Regions from separate parts of the Homo sapiens genome. Here region 1 is linked to region 2. A link is an interaction called in ENCODE POLR2A ChIA-PET data of the cell type or tissue named here. Cell type or tissue: PC-3. All regions are shown on one strand. Each heading gives the region's core, and the rest is flanking DNA. Links, peaks and the distances in the headings are about the cores only.

Region 1 (4,385 bases), core at 272-4,271, 1.6 Mb before region 2:
TCACTCCCTCCCCTACAACCACACCCGGGGTTTTCCTTAAGGGCTTGGAAAGTTCACTGGGAGCTGGAGGTATAAATCTTTGGTACCTGGGTCTACCCAGGCTAATGAAATCATTTATTTAATGATTTAATAGCTTAGTGTTTAAGAGCACAAACTCTGCCTTCCTCAGCAGCTACCTCTGCCTCTTATGCAACCTGGAGCAAGTTTCTTATCATCTCTGGTCACAATTTGCCCATCTGTAAATGGGAACAATAATAGTATCTCCCTCCTAGGAGTGAGAAAACTTAGAATAGTATGTGGCATGTCCATGGGGTTCCTCTAACACACCTGGTCTCACTTTAAGGCCTTTGCATTTGTTGTTTTCTTTTCCCTCCCTTCTCTCTCTCTCTTTTTTTAAGGCACAATCTCACTTTGTCACCCAGGATAGAGTGCAGTGGTGCCATCTCGGCTCACTGCAACCTCTGCTTCCCAGGTTCAAGCAATTCTGCCTCAGCCTCCCAGTAGCTGGGATTACAGGCATACACCACCATGCCTGGCTAATTTTTGTATTTTTGGTAGAGACGGGGTTTCGCCATGTTGGCCAGGCTGGTCTCAAACTCCTGACCTCAGGTGATCCACCCACCTCGACCTCCCAAAGTTCTGGGCTGCAGGTGTGAGCCACCGCGCCTAGCCGCCACATTTGTTGTTTTCTATGCTTAGAATGCTTTTGCCTCAGACAGCCACATGGCCAGCTCTCGCACCTAATTCAGGTATTTACTAAATATTAATCTTCCCAGTGAAGCCTACAATGGCCAACCCTTCTAACTGCTCCTCCTCCAATACTCTTTAACCCCTTTCCCACTTTTCCTCCTTAGCACTTATCACCATCTAGCATGTATCTTCTCTATTGATCTCTCCCCAACCACAATGGATTTTAAGTTCCATTGTTGTCTGTTTTCTTCATTGCTGTATTCCCAAGACCTAGAAAAGTGCCAGCACATAGCAGTTCTCAATATACATATAGGGGGCCAGGCAGGGTGGCTCACTGCCTGTTATTCCAGCACTTTGGGGCTGAGGAGGGAAAATCGCTTCAGCTCAGGAGTTGAAGACCCACCTGGGCAACGTAGTGAGACCCTGTCTCTACAAAATAAAAAAATACAAAAATTAGCCAGGCGTAGGGGTGTCTGCCTATAGTCCCAGCTACTCGGGAGGCTGAGGCATGAGGATTGCTCGAGCTCAGGAGGTCGAGGCTACAGTAAGCCTTGATCATAATGACTATACTCCAGCCTAGGCCACAGAGCGAGAGACCCAGTCTCAAAAAAAAAAAAAAAAAAAAAAAAGACTGGGTTCAGTGGCTTACATCTTTAATCCTACCACTTCAGAAGACTAAGGCAGGAGAACCACTTGAGCTCAGGAGTTTGAGACCTGCCTGGGCAAGATAGTGAAAATCTGTCTCTACTAAAAAAAAAAAAGGCCGGGAGCAGTGGCTCACGCCTGTAATGCCAACACTTTGGGAGGCCGAGGCGGGCGGATCACCTGAGGTCAGGAGTTGGAGACCAGCCTGACCAACATGGTGAAACCCCGTCTCTACTAAAAATACAAAAATTAGTCGGGCGTGATGGCACATACCAGTAGTCCCAGCTATTCAGGAGGCTGAAGCAGGAGAATCACTTGAACTCAGGAGGTAGAGGTTGCCGTGAGCTAAAATTGTGCCACTGCACTCCAGCCTGGGTGGGCAACAAAGCAAGACTCCGTCTCCAAAAATGAAAAACTTAAAAAAAAAAACCCTCAGCCTGGCCAACATGGTGAAACCCTGTCTCTACCAAACAATCCAAAAATTAGCCAGGTGTGGTGGCATGCGCCTATAGTCCCAGCTACTTGGGAGGCCGAGGCAAGAGAATTGCTTGAACCCAGGAGGCAGAGGTTGCAGTGAGCCAAGACTGCGCCACTGCACTCCAGCCTGACCGACAGAGTAAGACTCTGTCTCACAAAAAAAAAAAATTAGTCAAGTATGGTTGCACACGCTTGTAGTTCCTGCTATCCTGCTATTCGGGAGTCCGAGGTGGGAGAATCACTTGAGCCCCAGCAAAACAAAACAACCAACCAACTATATGTGTGTGTGTGTTTGTGTGTGTGTGTGTGTACATACACCTATGTGGAATGAATGGAAATGAATGTCAACTTATTCACCATTTTTTTTTAGGCAGATGGCCAATAAATACTGTATGTGAATCAACAGACAGTGGTGAGAACCAAGGAAGTTTTCAACCCCCACCTAAAGGCATTTAAATTCAAATTTAAAAGAGAACTTAATTTAGATTCAAAAGATAACCAGCCAACCACCTCTCTAGGCTGCATTCCCTGGTTCCAGTCTGTAACTGTAAATTTCTCTTATCTCCCACTTGATCTTTCTGATTTTAAAATATCCAAATATTAATATGATTCAGAGCCCTTTATTCTTCTGAAAATGTTTTTCCTCCATGAGGGCACTACCATGACATCAAGACCCCAGGTGGCTTCACAGGTTCAACAGTCAGTTCCAATCCTTACTAGCTGCTCTATTCTGGGCTAATGTGCTGCCCTTTTAATTCCTCCAAGATTCAGCTGGGGGTAACTCACCAGTGCCTTCCCAAAGCCTAGCAGAGCTCCTGACACAAGGGAATGAGTGAGGGAGTGAATGAAAACGTGATGGCTCAGAGGAGGCAGTCACAAGGGCCCACGGTATCTTCTTAGTCTCCATTATTGAATCTTAGTCTCCATTATTTAATCTCCAGTAACCTCCTAGGGAGGAACCACTGTCCAGTTGGAATCTCCCTCCAGGAATACTATTTCTCCCTGACTCCCCAAGGGTGAAGGTCTGCTAAAAAGACACCCAATTCACATCACTAAAAAGAACTCCTAGCGCAGTCCGCTGCAACTGCGAGATTGGGGTGACCCCACCCTCGTCCTCAAAGACAATGGGCGGGGATTTGCCCTGAGTTCTCAGAAAGGCCCTCCTGGTGACTTTTCCAAACAAAGCCAGGCAGCTCCAAAAGTAGGGAGGCTTCAGTCCTAGACACGGAAATCGCCGGGACTCCTCCCACCCTCCCCACCTCCGCCACGTGGCATTTTCTCATTAAAAGAGAAGGAATTAAGTCCCCGTGTCACACCCCGCCCCCCCCCCCACACACACACATAGATGGAGAAATGGAGCCTACATGGCTTTAAATTAGAATTTTCACCAGCTGTGTGGCCTTGGAGTTCTCTGAGCCTGTGTCTTTTCAGCTGTGAAAAAGCAAGAATAATGGAGTGACCTAATTGGTTGCTGGGAAAACTAAATGCAAACCACGCCTTCTCCTGACTTGGCCCACCCCCACCCTTAGCCTGTCCCCCTCCCTCTCTCTGTCTTCCCCCCACCCCCTCCCACCTATAATAATTGCCATTATTAGCCGAGCGGGTGGCTCACGCCTGTAAGCCCAGCACTTTGGGAGGCCGAGGCGGGTGGATCACCTGAGGTCGGGAGTTCGAGACCAGCCTGACCAACATGGAGAAACCCCGTCTCTACTAAAAATATAAAATTAGCCGGGCATGGTGGCGCATGCCTGTAATCCCAGCTACTCGGGAGGCTGAGGCAGGAGAATCGCTTGAACCCGGGAGGCGGAGGTTGCAGTGAGTGGAGATCACGCCATTGCACTCCAGCCTGGGCAACGATAGCGAAACTCCGACTCTAAAAGAAAATAGTAATACTAATAATAATTGCCATTATTATTGTTATTAGGGTTACTCCAGTGAATGTGAAACCAAGACAGCCAGCCCCACGCCAGCTCTCAGTACCCACCGCCACCCTGCCTCTTAAAGCAAAGAACTTGGAAAAGCAAATTCACTGTAACAGATGCGTGTCTGTGCAGCTTCACTGAGATTTCAGCAGACCCCGTGTGTGTGTGTGTGTGTGTGTGTGTGTGTGTGTGTGTGTGTGTGTGTGTTAAACAGGTCTCACTGTGTTGTCCAGGCTGGAGTACAGTGACGTGATCTCAACTCACTGCAACCTCCGCCTCCCAGGTTCAAGTGAGTCTCCTGCCTCAGCCTCCCAAGTAGCTGGGATTACAGGTGCCCGCCACCACGACTGGCTAATTTTTGTATTTTTAGTAGAGACAGGGTTTCACCATGTTGGCCCAGGCTGGTCTCAAATTCCTGAACTCAAGTGATCCGCCCGTCTCAGCCTCTCAAAATGCTGGGATTACAGGCTTGAGCCACCGCGTTCGGCCATAATTATCCTTTTTTAAAAAAGTAATTTTGTTTTGTTGAGCCCAGATCTTTCTCTATCACCCAGGCTGGAGTGCAGTGGCATGATCACGGCTCACTGCAGCCTCAATCTTCCCAGCTCAAGTGACCTCAGCCTACAGGTGTGCTCGCGCCATCACACTCAG
Region 2 (4,385 bases), core at 221-4,220:
TGAGATACTGATGGTGCCTAGCAGATGCCCCATAAGCACTGGCACCATAATGCATGGGGCCCAGGGCTGGAACATTCCTGTTATCCCCTAAACCCACCTCCTGCAAGCCACTCCTGAGCTCTCTGGGAGCTAGGCTGGGCATCGGGAGCTCTGTATTTTAGTCCCAATTCTACCACAAACACTGAGCAAAGCATAGACTCTCTTTGGGCCTCGGTTTCCCCATCTGGAAAATGAGGCAAAATGAGATAATGCTGACCCCACACTTGGCTTCTCTCTTATGTCTGGCTTCTGCCTGGACACTGGGGCTGGGGCAGGGCAGCCTCAGCCCAGGGAGCTGGCATGACAGGCGGGCACTCACTCTGGCTGGCCGTGTAGACGCCGTCTGCGGCCAGGGGGTCTTCCTTCACAGTCTGGGAGCCGGAGGAGAACTCGGGAAGGCAGGGCACGAGGGAGCCCAGCACCAGAACAAAGCACAAGGCTGCCACCTGGTAGCAAAGAGAGAGTGGCATCAGATCTGGGGTAAGGAGGGGCCACGGCCCTGACCACCCCACTCCTCCTCTCCCAAACCAACAGGCACAAAAGTCTTAGCGTTTTCCCAAGGAAGCAGCTGCTCCAGTCGACCACTCCCTCCTACATGTGGGGTCTCCTATCCTCTCTGGGGAAGGCAGGGACAGCCCAGGCCATCCCAGCCCATTGTAGGGGGGTCGCCACAGGCAGTGCTAGAAGTAAGAGGGAAGTGGCCAATGTGGAGTCCCCTTACGGGGTAGAGGAATCAGGAAAGGAAGGAATAGGTGCAGGTGGGGCTTGGGGCTGGGACGAGGGAGGGGGACACACCGCCACATCACGTTCTCAGCAGGATTCTGAGGAGCCTGGCTAGCGGGAGGTGCTGAGAGCCACGGAGCCCACACTACCCCTGCCCATAGCCTGGTTCTGCTGCCTGACAGCTCGAGGGTCTCGGAGGGCCGGGGCATGCTGAGCCAGGCGGCAAGAGACTGGCCATTTCCAGAAGAAGATAGAAGAGGGACTGGAAGAGGTCTGAAACACGCCCTGGGAGCCTTCCGGGTTTCCAGGGGTTTCCTCAGCCTTTTCACTGCCATCTGTTCCAGAAAGAACCATGTCCGTTCTTCCCTGAGTCTCCCCAAGCCCTTCCCTGCACAAGGCCTGTGGAAGCCGCCTCCTCAAGGAACCTGCCCAGCTGTCCCCTAGCTGGGGCCACTGGAGTCACCTACACATCTACACTGTGTTAACCAGTCGGGGACCGGTGTGAGGCAGAAGGCACCATGGGCTTGGAGAAGGAGTCTGGAGTCTGCTAGAACCAGCCCACCAGGCGCCAGGATGGTGTACCCTGGGACGCTGCCCACGATGTTACCGATCCTTAAAGCTCTGCCCAACCCTGGAAAAAGCCAGCCTTGGGAAGAACTCTCCTCCTGTGGGTCTGTGGTGGAGGGAGCCACACCTACCATGAGGCAGGTCCCAGTCTGGGTGGCGGCCATCTTGTAAGGTCTGGAGATCTTGTTGGTGACCAGAGTCTGGAGTTTCTGCAGCTGCTGGAGCAGGGTCCTGAGGAGGGCACAGCAGTCAGCTGGCAGGCTTTGACCCCGCAGGCATCTCTGCCTCCTGGAGCTCTCCTAGGGGGCTGGCTCCAGACTTGGCCTCCACGCCAGGTGCCCGTTTCAGTCAAGATAGGAAAGGTCACCTCCTGCGTGGCTCCTCTGCAGAGTGGCCTGGCGCCTGGGGCCTGCCTCATGGTGACTGGCTGGGTCACCTTGTGGAAGCTCAGGCCTGCCCTGTGATGCTCCTGGCCAAGGGGGTTGGAGGAGGGAAGGCCTGCCCCCAGCTGCACAGATGCCAGCCTTCTTTTGCTTAACCGACACCTGCCACAGTTTCACTGACCTTCCCTCCCTGGCACCCCCAGCACCCTGAGCTGATAAGAAGGAGCTGTTTGGCACAGTGCCTGGTATGTAGTGAGTGTCTAGTAAATGGTAGCTATTGTTTTTGTTAGGTTTTTTGTTTTGTTTTGTTTTGAGACAGAGTCTCGCTCTTTCACCCAGGCTGGAGTGCAGTGGTGCGTTTGCGACTCACTGCAACCTCCGCCTCCGAGGTTCAAGTGATTCTCCTGCCTTAGCCTCCTGACTAGCTGAGACTACAGGCGTGCGCCACCATGCCGGCTAATTTTTGTATTTTTAGTAGAGACGGGGTTTTGCCAGGCTTGTCTGGAACTCCTGACCTCAGGTGATCCACCCGCTTCGGCCTCCCAAAGTGTTGGGATTACAGGCATGGGCCACCGTGCCCAGCCATTTTTGCTTTATTGCTGTGTTTGCTTTTATCACGGCACTTCGTTTATTTATATATCTCCACATCAGTCTCCTTTATTAACTGTGGCCTCCCTGAGGGTGAGGACCGGGTCCCACTCAGCGTGGAATCTTCTGGGTGCATACAGAATGCGTTCAGCACAGGCTTGGTGGGCAAATGTTTAATCTCTCTCCACCCAAACGGGCACGTAGGGGTTGCAGTTCCCACAATGTACAGCAGGTGGCGAAATAACTACAAGGGCTTGGACCTACTTTGGGCCAGAAAGGAACCCCAGCCAGAGACAGAGGGGTGGGGTGGGGGGTCAGGTGGGATTCTCCAGGCCAATCAGGGAACAGAGGAGTGGCTGGATCCCGCTGGAGAAGCTGGGGGAGAAGGAAGGAAAGAAGGAAAAAGTCTTGTGTTGAGCACCTGCTGCATACCAAGGCTGTTGTCTAGGTTATTGTAATTAATCCCAGCAAATAATTATTAAAGACCTACCACAGGCTCATGGCTGGGCACTATCAGGAATTTGGAATGAAAATAATGGTGGGGTGTGGTGGCTCACGCCTGTAATTTCAGCACTTGTGGGAGGCTGAGGCAGGAGGATTACATGAAGTCAAGAGTTCAAGACCAGCCTGGCCAACATAGTGAAACCCTGTCTCTACTAAAAATACAAAAATTAGCCGGGTGTGGTGGTACACGTCTGTAATCCCAGCTATTTGGGAGGCTGAGGCATGAGAATTGCTTGAACCCAAGAGGCGGAGGTTGCAGTGAGCCGAGATTGTGCCACTGCACTCCAGCCTGGGCGACAGAGCAAGACTGTGTCTCAAAAAAAAAAAAAAAGTAAATAAAAATAAAAAAGTAAAAATAATGAAAGAAGGCCAGGTGCAGTGGATCACACCTATAATCCCAGCACTTTGGGAGCCAAAGCAGGAGGTATGCTTGAGTCCAGGAGCTGGAGACCAGCCTGGGCAACACAGCAAGACCACGTCTCTACAAAATACTTAAAATTAGCCAGGGGTGGTGGTGTGCGCCTGTGGTCCTAGCTACTTAGGAGGTTGAGGGGGGAGAATCAGGAGTTTGAGGCTGCAGTGAGCTATGATCACCCCACTACGCTCCAGCATGGGCAACAGAGTGAGACCCTATCTCAAGAAAATAAATAAATAAAAATAATGAAAGAAGAATAAAAGCTAACATGAATTGCACATTTCTAAATGCCAAGCATCAGGCTGGATCCTTTATTCGCAGGATCTTATTAATACCCTCACATCCATCCTATGAGATAATGTTTCTTTTCTTTCTTTTTTTTTTTTTTTGAGACAGAGTCTCACTCTGCCACCCAGGCTGGAGTACGGTGGCACCATCTCAGCTCACTGTAACCTCTGCCTCCCGGGTTCCAGTGATTCTTTTCCCTCAACCTCCTGAGTAGCTGGGATTACAGGCATGCACCACCACATCCGGCTAATTTTTGTATTTTTAGTAGAGATGGGGGTTTCACCATGTTGGCCAGGCTGGTCTCGAACTCTTGGCCTCAAGTGATTTGCCCGCCTCCGCCTCCCAAAATGCTGGGATTACAGGCGTAAGCCACTGTGCCTGGCCCTATGAGATAATGTTTCTATCATCCCCATTTAGACGAAGAAACAGGGGCCCAGAGATATTTAACGATTTCTCCAGAGTCACAAAAATGGCAGAGCAGCGTAAGAACCCAGAGCTGTGACTTGACGTGGCTGCTACCTGCCAGGCACTGTCCTGCTGTCTCTATACTCCTGTTTCTCAAACTTCATAGTACATGTGAATCACCCAAGGACCTTGTGAATGTGCAGTTTTTAGCTCAGTAAGTCTGGAGAGAGTTCTGAAATTCTGCATTTTTTTTTTTGAGACAGAGTCTGGCCCAGGCTGGAGTGCAGTGGCACAGTGTCAGCTCACTGCAACTGCCGCCTCTCGGATTCAAGTGATTCTTCTCCCTCAGCCTCCCGAGTAGCTGGGATTACAGGCGCCCACCACCACGCCCAGCTAATTTTCTATTTTTAGTAGAGATGGGGTTTCACCATGTTGGTCAGTCTGGTCTCGAACTCCTAACCTCAAATGATCCA

Evidence for each region. ChIA-PET counts read pairs that join two places held together with the same protein. Peaks named below come from ENCODE experiments on the same cell type or tissue, not always from the same donor. Only the 100,000 strongest peaks of a DNase experiment are listed, where the experiment ranks them.
Region 1: POLR2A ChIA-PET joins it to region 2 with 15 read pairs; 1 of 35 experiments calls an interaction of 5 or more read pairs at or near these places.

The regions. Positions count from the first base shown.
Region 1 is chr11:47,942,715-47,947,099 of GRCh38, reverse strand. No RefSeq gene overlaps it. Among named protein-coding and RNA genes, the nearest start is that of PTPRJ, 36 kb to the left of the region's middle. RefSeq lists enhancers at 1-583, 2,849-3,143 and a silencer at 419-584. In PC-3, for the core only: no CTCF peak of the experiment used is centred there; no DNase peak of the experiment used is centred there; H3K27ac peaks cover 1,494 bases.
Region 2 is chr11:46,313,461-46,317,845 of GRCh38, reverse strand. CREB3L1 (cAMP responsive element binding protein 3 like 1) reads right to left here. Exons shown (of 12, transcript NM_052854.4): 9 at 1,461-1,560; 10 at 359-485. Among named protein-coding and RNA genes, the nearest start is that of DGKZ, 32 kb to the left of the region's middle. In PC-3, for the core only: a CTCF peak has its summit at 2,518 (motif pointing right); a DNase peak (open chromatin) is centred at 2,565.